Linked DNA regions of Homo sapiens: region 2 is linked to region 1. A link is a contact called in ENCODE Hi-C or POLR2A ChIA-PET data. All regions are on one chromosome and are shown on one strand. Each heading gives the region's core, a stretch centred on a gene start or an enhancer-like site at or near the end of the contact. The rest is flanking DNA. Distances are from core to core; before and after follow the strand shown. Region 1 holds the start of FUT9 (fucosyltransferase 9). Region 2 overlaps FUT9 (fucosyltransferase 9).

The links. Hi-C counts contacts between places; a loop is a spot of excess contacts on that map. ChIA-PET counts read pairs that join two places held with the same protein, here RNA polymerase II (POLR2A). Pooled maps may share reads with other maps.
Region 2: a loop to region 1 is called in a map of PC-9, with 6 times the contacts of the local background. The contact joins the enhancer-like site here to the promoter of FUT9 in region 1. A Hi-C loop is called at or near these places in 1 of 168 maps with a recorded cell type or tissue (PC-9) and 1 of 50 pooled maps. POLR2A ChIA-PET finds 5 or more read pairs at or near these places in 1 of 52 experiments (WTC11).

The regions. Positions count from the first base shown.
Region 1 is chr6:96,014,417-96,017,673 of GRCh38, forward strand. It overlaps FUT9 (fucosyltransferase 9), which reads left to right and starts at 1,558. Exons shown (of 3, transcript NM_006581.4): 1 at 1,558-1,796. LOC107986626 (a long non-coding RNA gene) reads right to left here and starts at 1,017. Exons shown (of 3, transcript XR_001744263.2): 1 at 871-1,017.
Region 2 is chr6:96,102,585-96,106,348 of GRCh38, forward strand. The region is part of intron 1 of FUT9 (fucosyltransferase 9); the gene reads left to right. Among named protein-coding and RNA genes, the nearest start is that of FUT9, 88 kb to the left of the region's middle. Within about 2 kb of position 2,472, at least 2 of the 41 ENCODE cell types and tissues checked have a DNase peak (open chromatin) inside an H3K27ac peak, as active enhancers do; they include PC-9, where a contact is called at or near this core.

The sequences.
Region 1 (3,257 bases), core at 308-2,807:
TGTATACAGGAAAATCTAGAGGTTTTTCATCAATATTTAGGTATGGCCTATTGCATTGAAAATGTTTTTCCACATTGCATTTACAGTCAAGAGAGCACTTTTTAAAATATGAGAACATTTGTTATATAAGACACACTTATGTAAAATGAAATGCCTACCTTATTTATTCTAGAGACTATGATCCTTTAGGCTTTTAAAAAAACGAATCCACCAACTGAAAGATTACTTCATTTTTTTTTAAAGCAACACAACCAGCCAGCCAAACAAAATCAGAATCTCTTTCCCTCCTGGGAATGTCTGGGAATAATTAGCTCACTTTATGTGTTATGTTATTTGAGGAGAGTTTTACCAGACTTTTTTTTCTAGTCATATCTTTTAGACACATAATCTACTTGCTCCCTGTCTATCCCCAATTACCACGTGAAAATTATAAAATAAAATTACGGCTCACAGAAATCAGTTAATAATGTTCCACTTGTTTTTATATTTACTGAATGTGTGTTAACTCACCCTCTGGATCTCGCGCGTGTATCTGCCCTCAGTACAGTATCTATTTGCATGCGCCTCTTTGTAGTTTGCGAATATACAGGATTGATTTAGAGTCAAGTAGAGGAAACGAAAATCCACACTACGAAAGCGGGACCAACCCTAGGAAAATGCAGGGGGAAATGAAAAGCTCTGTGATAAAGAGATTCAGAGATCTTTCAATCCCTAGGTTTTTAGAATGTTGAGAAAAGGGAGGAAGGAAGCCAAGACAGAAGGTAATGGGCTGTCACTATGCCCTTCACACTTACAACCTTCCTAGATCATTGAGAACACGGTCCGAGGCAATTGGGTTAAAACGATATATGTATAAATTTCTTTTTTTACCTCGTTAGCTGGTCAACCCCGGCGGTAAACAACCAAGGCCACCCCTGCCCAGGCAACAGCTCCAAGGGGCAGGCGATGGTTGCCGGCATTGAGCTCCCTGCTGGCGCCTTCTGGCGGGACAGCCAGTGCCAAAGAGCGCCCAGGGAAACAAACACCAATGGGGGACTATACAGATGTCATGGATGCACATGTAGGATCATAATCTGCCCAGAAAGAGGAGAGAAGGAGGGCGACAGGCTGCGGATCCTGGTCCAGGAGCCGCCGCAATGGAGCGGGCGGCAGTGTGCGCGCACAGGTGCCACAGGCCGGTGGCGGGGAGAGCTGTAGAGGCTGCCTCCCGGACTCAGCACTCGCACCAGCGCGCTGAAGCCGCGGCTGCTGCCAAGCTTGGGTAACCCCCAGCCTGAGCCACGAGAGGAAGAGCCCAAGGAAAGGGCGCGAAGGGGGAAGGAGGGTAGGGTAGAAGGAGGGCGGGGGAGAGACCCATCGCCTCATCTTACATTTCCCCTCCCAAGCTCATTTAGTGGGAACCTCTGCTGGGCTCCTGCGCGCCTCCCTCCCCACCCCCTCAACTCTGGGCGACCATCTCCCCCTCTTCCCTTGCTCACCCCCCACCCTTCCTGCTCTTCCGTCCCTCCCTACCGCGTGCCTCCTCCCCTCCCCCTCGCCTCCCTCCCCTCCAGCGGCAGTAGCTGTAGCAGCTTCAGCGAAGCCGGAGATGGGCAGAGAGCGCGCGCGGCGCAGCAGCTCCAGATTCACTGCTCTCCCCTGCAGCTCCCCGCGCCCCCGCCGCTGTCGCTGCCTCGGTGTCCCCCAGCCCCAGTCGCGCTCTTAGGACAGCGCCGCCACCGCCGCCTGGCCCTGCCTGCCTCCTGCGCCGCGCAGCCCTCGCGAGCGCCCCGGATGGCGCTTTACCCCTAGGACCGGTGAGTAGGCGGGAGAGTGCAGGGGGTCGGGCGTCAAAGCTTGGCGCGGAGAGAACATCTTTTGGTTTGGGAGGCACCCCAAACCAGCTGCTGTGATTCCCCGTCCTCCAGGCAGAGGGTCCAGGGAGGGTGTTGCTCTGTGGTCCCCAAGGGGATGTTTGATTTCAACTCCACCTGCTGGCAACCTGAACCCCTCTCCGTCTTGGGGACAGCTGCCTGCAGCTCGCAGTCCCGCCTCACCTTCCAGCCCCCAGGCTCCCACACTAGCAGCAGTAGATGGCCCCGACCCTCTGGTCACCCCAAACAGGGTCATCTCTACTGTTACTGTCCCTGCGTTCCCACCTTATGCCAGTGCACAAACGCCCCTATCTGCCACCCTTCACCCGATCTCGCGCTGACAAAGCCTTCTCCACAAAGTCCTCCCTGACCCACCTTCTCTCCTTTCCCAAAGCCTGGCTCTCGAGCCCGACTGTCCCGTCCTATTCCTTCCCAGGGTGAATGGTCCTTAGTGAATTCTGACCTCATTCCCTCTACACAATGGTGCCTGTCCAGATTTTCTGACAGTCACCTCAGGAAATTGACACAGACACGCTGTGATCCTGGTTTCTGTACAGTTACTTTGTGTGTTACTCAGCACCTGGGCTGTTAAGGGTATTATCAAGCGTGAAAAAATAAAGACAAAAACCAAACCCTTTGGAAACAAACTTTTTGTTATTGTTGTTTTAAAGCGCAGAACTATTTGCATTGCTTAGGTTTGTTCTGTTCATTGAGAGGCGTCTTAGCTGAGTACAGGAAATACACCTATTTTACCTGTTCCTGCGGAATTGGTCTTACTTCCAGGTTAAGAACGGAGGACTTGCCTAGGTGGTGAATCTCTTTCAGCAACAACACTATCAAAAGCTCAGCAACTCTTGAGGATAAGAAGCTTTTTCTTGAAGGAGATGAGAGTAGCACCAAACTTACCCTTTAAAATCTTCTTTGAAATTGCAATAAGCCAAAGCTCTTATTTTTCTTTAGGTGTAGTGGCTAAAAGAGCGATATAGGAGGATTAGAAAACATTGTACCAAGAAGCTCCTGCACTATTTGGGTGCTTCCAGAGTTGTGTAGTATCTTAGCACCAGACGGTATTGCTGTAGAAGTTTTCTTAGAACAGTAGTCGTTTCTTCTGAAACCATGTTTACCGTTTTATTATTTCTAGTTGGAGTGCGAGAAAATAAAGAGTTGTGTTCGATGAATGAATATGAGCAAGGGGGATGGAGTGAACATCGGGAGGGGTCATTTAAATAATAAAATTTGTGCTCTCAATTTCTCATGTATTGAAATCTTAAAAACAAAACTACCCCACAAAATTTATGGTTTAATATTTTAGAGAAATGATGAAAAGGCATTCATTTCAACATGGCATTGTACTCCATGGAACCCTTGGTCACAGGGCTTGTGTTCTAAGCAATACGGATAAGA
Region 2 (3,764 bases), core at 1,222-3,721, 89 kb after region 1:
CAATACAGTCATCTTGTCTTAGAGTTATATGTGTAAACAGCCTTAAGCCTATAACTTTACTTAAAATCACATATGATTCATTGGATTTGAAGTTCAAGCTTCTTAATTTTCTTTTTTTAATCAGCTTTTTCAGGTTGAAAAATCTTAAGCTCCAGATGTAGTTGAGTTTGATACCCACATCAAATATCATGTAGAAATTGCGTGTTTTACCCCTGTATACCAAATTTGAAAAGAAAACATCTTCCCATTATACCAGAGAGAATAGTTTAAACTTAGTTTCCTCTCATGCATCATGCTACACTGGAATGTGTGACATGCTGTGCCAATAGACATTACATATGGAAACAGGAGAGAACTTTGAAGAGCTGACAGAAGGCTAGAGTGACTAAAGCAGACTGTACAAAGCCAAGAGAGTGGTAGGCAGGTCCAGACTTCCTTGGTCTTGGGCTATGGGAAAATAGCAGTCAGAAATAGACTTTCAGGACTTCAGCATCAGCTAAGTGAATAAGGAATGGCCAAATGCTTGAATGGGGAGTAGGGGAGGAGACCAGTGCATATTTCAACAATATTATCATGTGACAGCATTATTTAAGATGATTTTAAGTTCAGTCAGGGCAAATACACACACACAAACATATACGCGCGTGTGTGTATATGCATATGTATGTATTTTCTAGACACTTTCCTTCTTCCTCTTTGTCCTAAATTTCCATCTCTCAGGTGAACAGAATTCTTATTCTGCCTTCTTTATATTCAAGAACTCAACACTACAGCATCCCACCGTTACCTCAACTACTCTCCTTACCCAAATTAAAGTTAAATCTATGAGGAGTGTGTTAATTTCCTAAGGCTGCCATAATAAATAACCACAAACTGGGTGGCTTCAAACAACAAACATTTATTCTTTCACAATTCTGGAGGCTAGAAGTCCAAACTGAAGGTGTCGATAGTGTCAGGCTTTCTCCGATGGCTCCAAAAAGAATCATTTCTTGCTCCCTCTATCTTCTGGTGGTTGCTAGCAAGTTTCTTGGTTTGTGGCAGCTTAACTACAATCTCTGTTTCTTCTTTAATAGACTTCTTTCTGTGAGTCTGTGTGTCTCCAAAGCTCTCTCATATCACCAGTCATTGGATTTAGGGCCTAACCCTGTCCAGTGTGATTTTCATCTTTTTCTTTCCATCTTTTCTTTATTGACGTATATTTGATGGATGAAAATTGTATAAATAAGATATACAGCATGCTTTTGATATACATATACATAGTAAAATAATTACTATAATAAAGTTAATTGGTGGATCCATCTTAACTTGATTGCACTGGCAAATGATGTATTTCCCAATAAGGTCCCATTCACAGGTACCAGGGGTTAAGACTTCAACATGTCTTTTAGGGGTGCCATAATTCAATGCACAACAGGCGGCTAATCTCAGCTAAGTGTTTAGAAGGACAACCACATTATCTGATTAAATCAATTTACATAAAAGTCAGAATAACACTGCCTTTCTAAAGAAGTTTATAACACAAATGTACTGAATAATGTACACACTGTTAAGGGTAAGAGCATTCCTAGTAACTGCTTTCTATCCAGAGCTTTCAACTTTCCACCTTCAGTAAACTCAAGGCCAAGGTTATATTTCTCTACCCATTTGCCAGAGTAGATCAGCTACGAAATGAAAAGGATACTTAAGCAGAAAATTTAGGTTGTGTATGTTATTTCCTTTTTCTTTAGTAATGTTTTCACTTTTAGAGTAAATATTTTAATATTATTTGACCAAATTATATGAAAAATGGCTTGATACTTTATTTTAATTTTCCCATGTTAAGATGAATTTAGATCTGCATATTTGCCATACATGGTCCATATATGAAGGATAGATATAAAATATATGAAGGACATTGATGAAAAATGTTGGCAGTAGAAAACTACCCAAGTGTAAATTATTTTTTTTGTTTTGTTTGTTTGTTTGAGACGGAGTCTCGCCCTGTCGCCCAGGCTGGAGTGCAGTGGTGTGATCTCGGCTCACCGCAATCTCCGCTTTCCAGGTTCATGCCATTCTCCTGCCTCAGCCTCCCGAGTAGCTGGGATTACAGGCGCCTGCCATCACGCCCGGCACATTTTTTGTGTTTTCAGTAGAGACGGAGTTTCACCATCTTGCCCAGGCTGATCTTGAATTCCTGACCTCGTGATCTACCCGCCTCAGCCTCCCAAAGTGCTGGGATTACAGGCATGAGCCACCGCGCCTGGCCACACAAGTGTAAATTATTTTGTGTAGTTTTCTACACAAAATAGAAGGCAGGTACAGATTTTTTGGCAGGTACAGATTTTATTTTTTCCAAAATACATTCTAAGTGTTTATTAGAAGAACAAATAAGAACAAAGATAAAGAGTCATCTCGAGGCTTCGTATCAGGCAATCTGGGTTCTTCCGTGCTTACTTAGAGTCAGATTTATTCATAGTGGTGGAATGCTCACGCCTCTAAGGAATAAGTTCAGAAGAATGTGGTACTTTTATTTAGGCTATTAAAATCCTGAAATTCAAGTTTTAAAATGATTCAAAAGGAGATAAATCTGTTTTAAAACAAAATGCATTTCTTTGTATGCAGTGAGTCAGAGTACTGCTTTGTGGTAAATTGCCTTATGTTCTGAACAATATAATGTATTTCATTTTTAATAACTCAGTTTATTTGTAAACCATGTATTATTAACACATAGCTCAAACTATTGTATTTAATATAGAAATTGCAGTTAAAATTGGAGTGGACTCTTTTTCTTTCCCAGAACATTCATTGTTTGAGGAGAATTTAACAAGGCATTTTGATTTTTAAAAATCCCTCATCAGTGTAAGCACACCTTTAAAATAAAAATCATATTATTCTAAATTCAATTGCCATAGCATAAAATAGCTATTTAATATTTTTGCTAGGACTAGTATGTCTTCTTTGTTGATTACAAAATACATACTATGCTAAATTTTATCATTTGATTATTGATTTCCCAAGAGCCTTTTGTCTAAATGAAAAGCTGTGTCTTAAGTTTTCTAATTAAAATTTATAGTGATAGAATTATTTTTCATGCAGTTAATTTATACTCAAGAAGAGTTTTAACAGTTATTTAAATAATGATAAGTTTCTATAGTTTTTTTATTCAGTTGTTTTGAACACTCTGGAGCTGATCTGTTATTTTTCACAGCATGATTCCCAAACATCTGCAACAAATTCCTCTAAAAATTAGGAACATTGTTAGATATGGAAATTCAGGATCTTACCCGTACCTATTATCAGCATCTCTGGAAATATACTTCATAAATATCTGTTTCTAATAAGCCATTAGATGATTCTTATGCCTATTAAATTTTAAGAACCCAGTGTTAAAGAGAACAAACCAGTGTATCCTAACTTTTCTGACATTAGTGATCTCTAGACTTTGTAGTACATTGGGATAACCTGTTCAATGAATGTCAGCTTCTTGTAGAAGAAGTCATCCAGGGGTCAGGAAAGAGAGAAAGCCTGAACTGCCTCTTACTACCCCTAGAGTTCTGGAGTTCTGGGAGCCTGACTGAAGATAGCAGGCAGCATGTATGGAGCTATGTCAATGAGAATGAGCCCAAGATAAATCATCACAATCCATCAACCCTTCCTTCCTTCCTTCCTTCCTTCCTTCCTTCATCTTCTTAATGCTTCCTCTATTTTTGTCAGAAGAATTGGGAGGGAGGGTTATTGGGAGAAGAGCAACAGCATATCAAAACCCTGCTTTATCTTATCTTGAC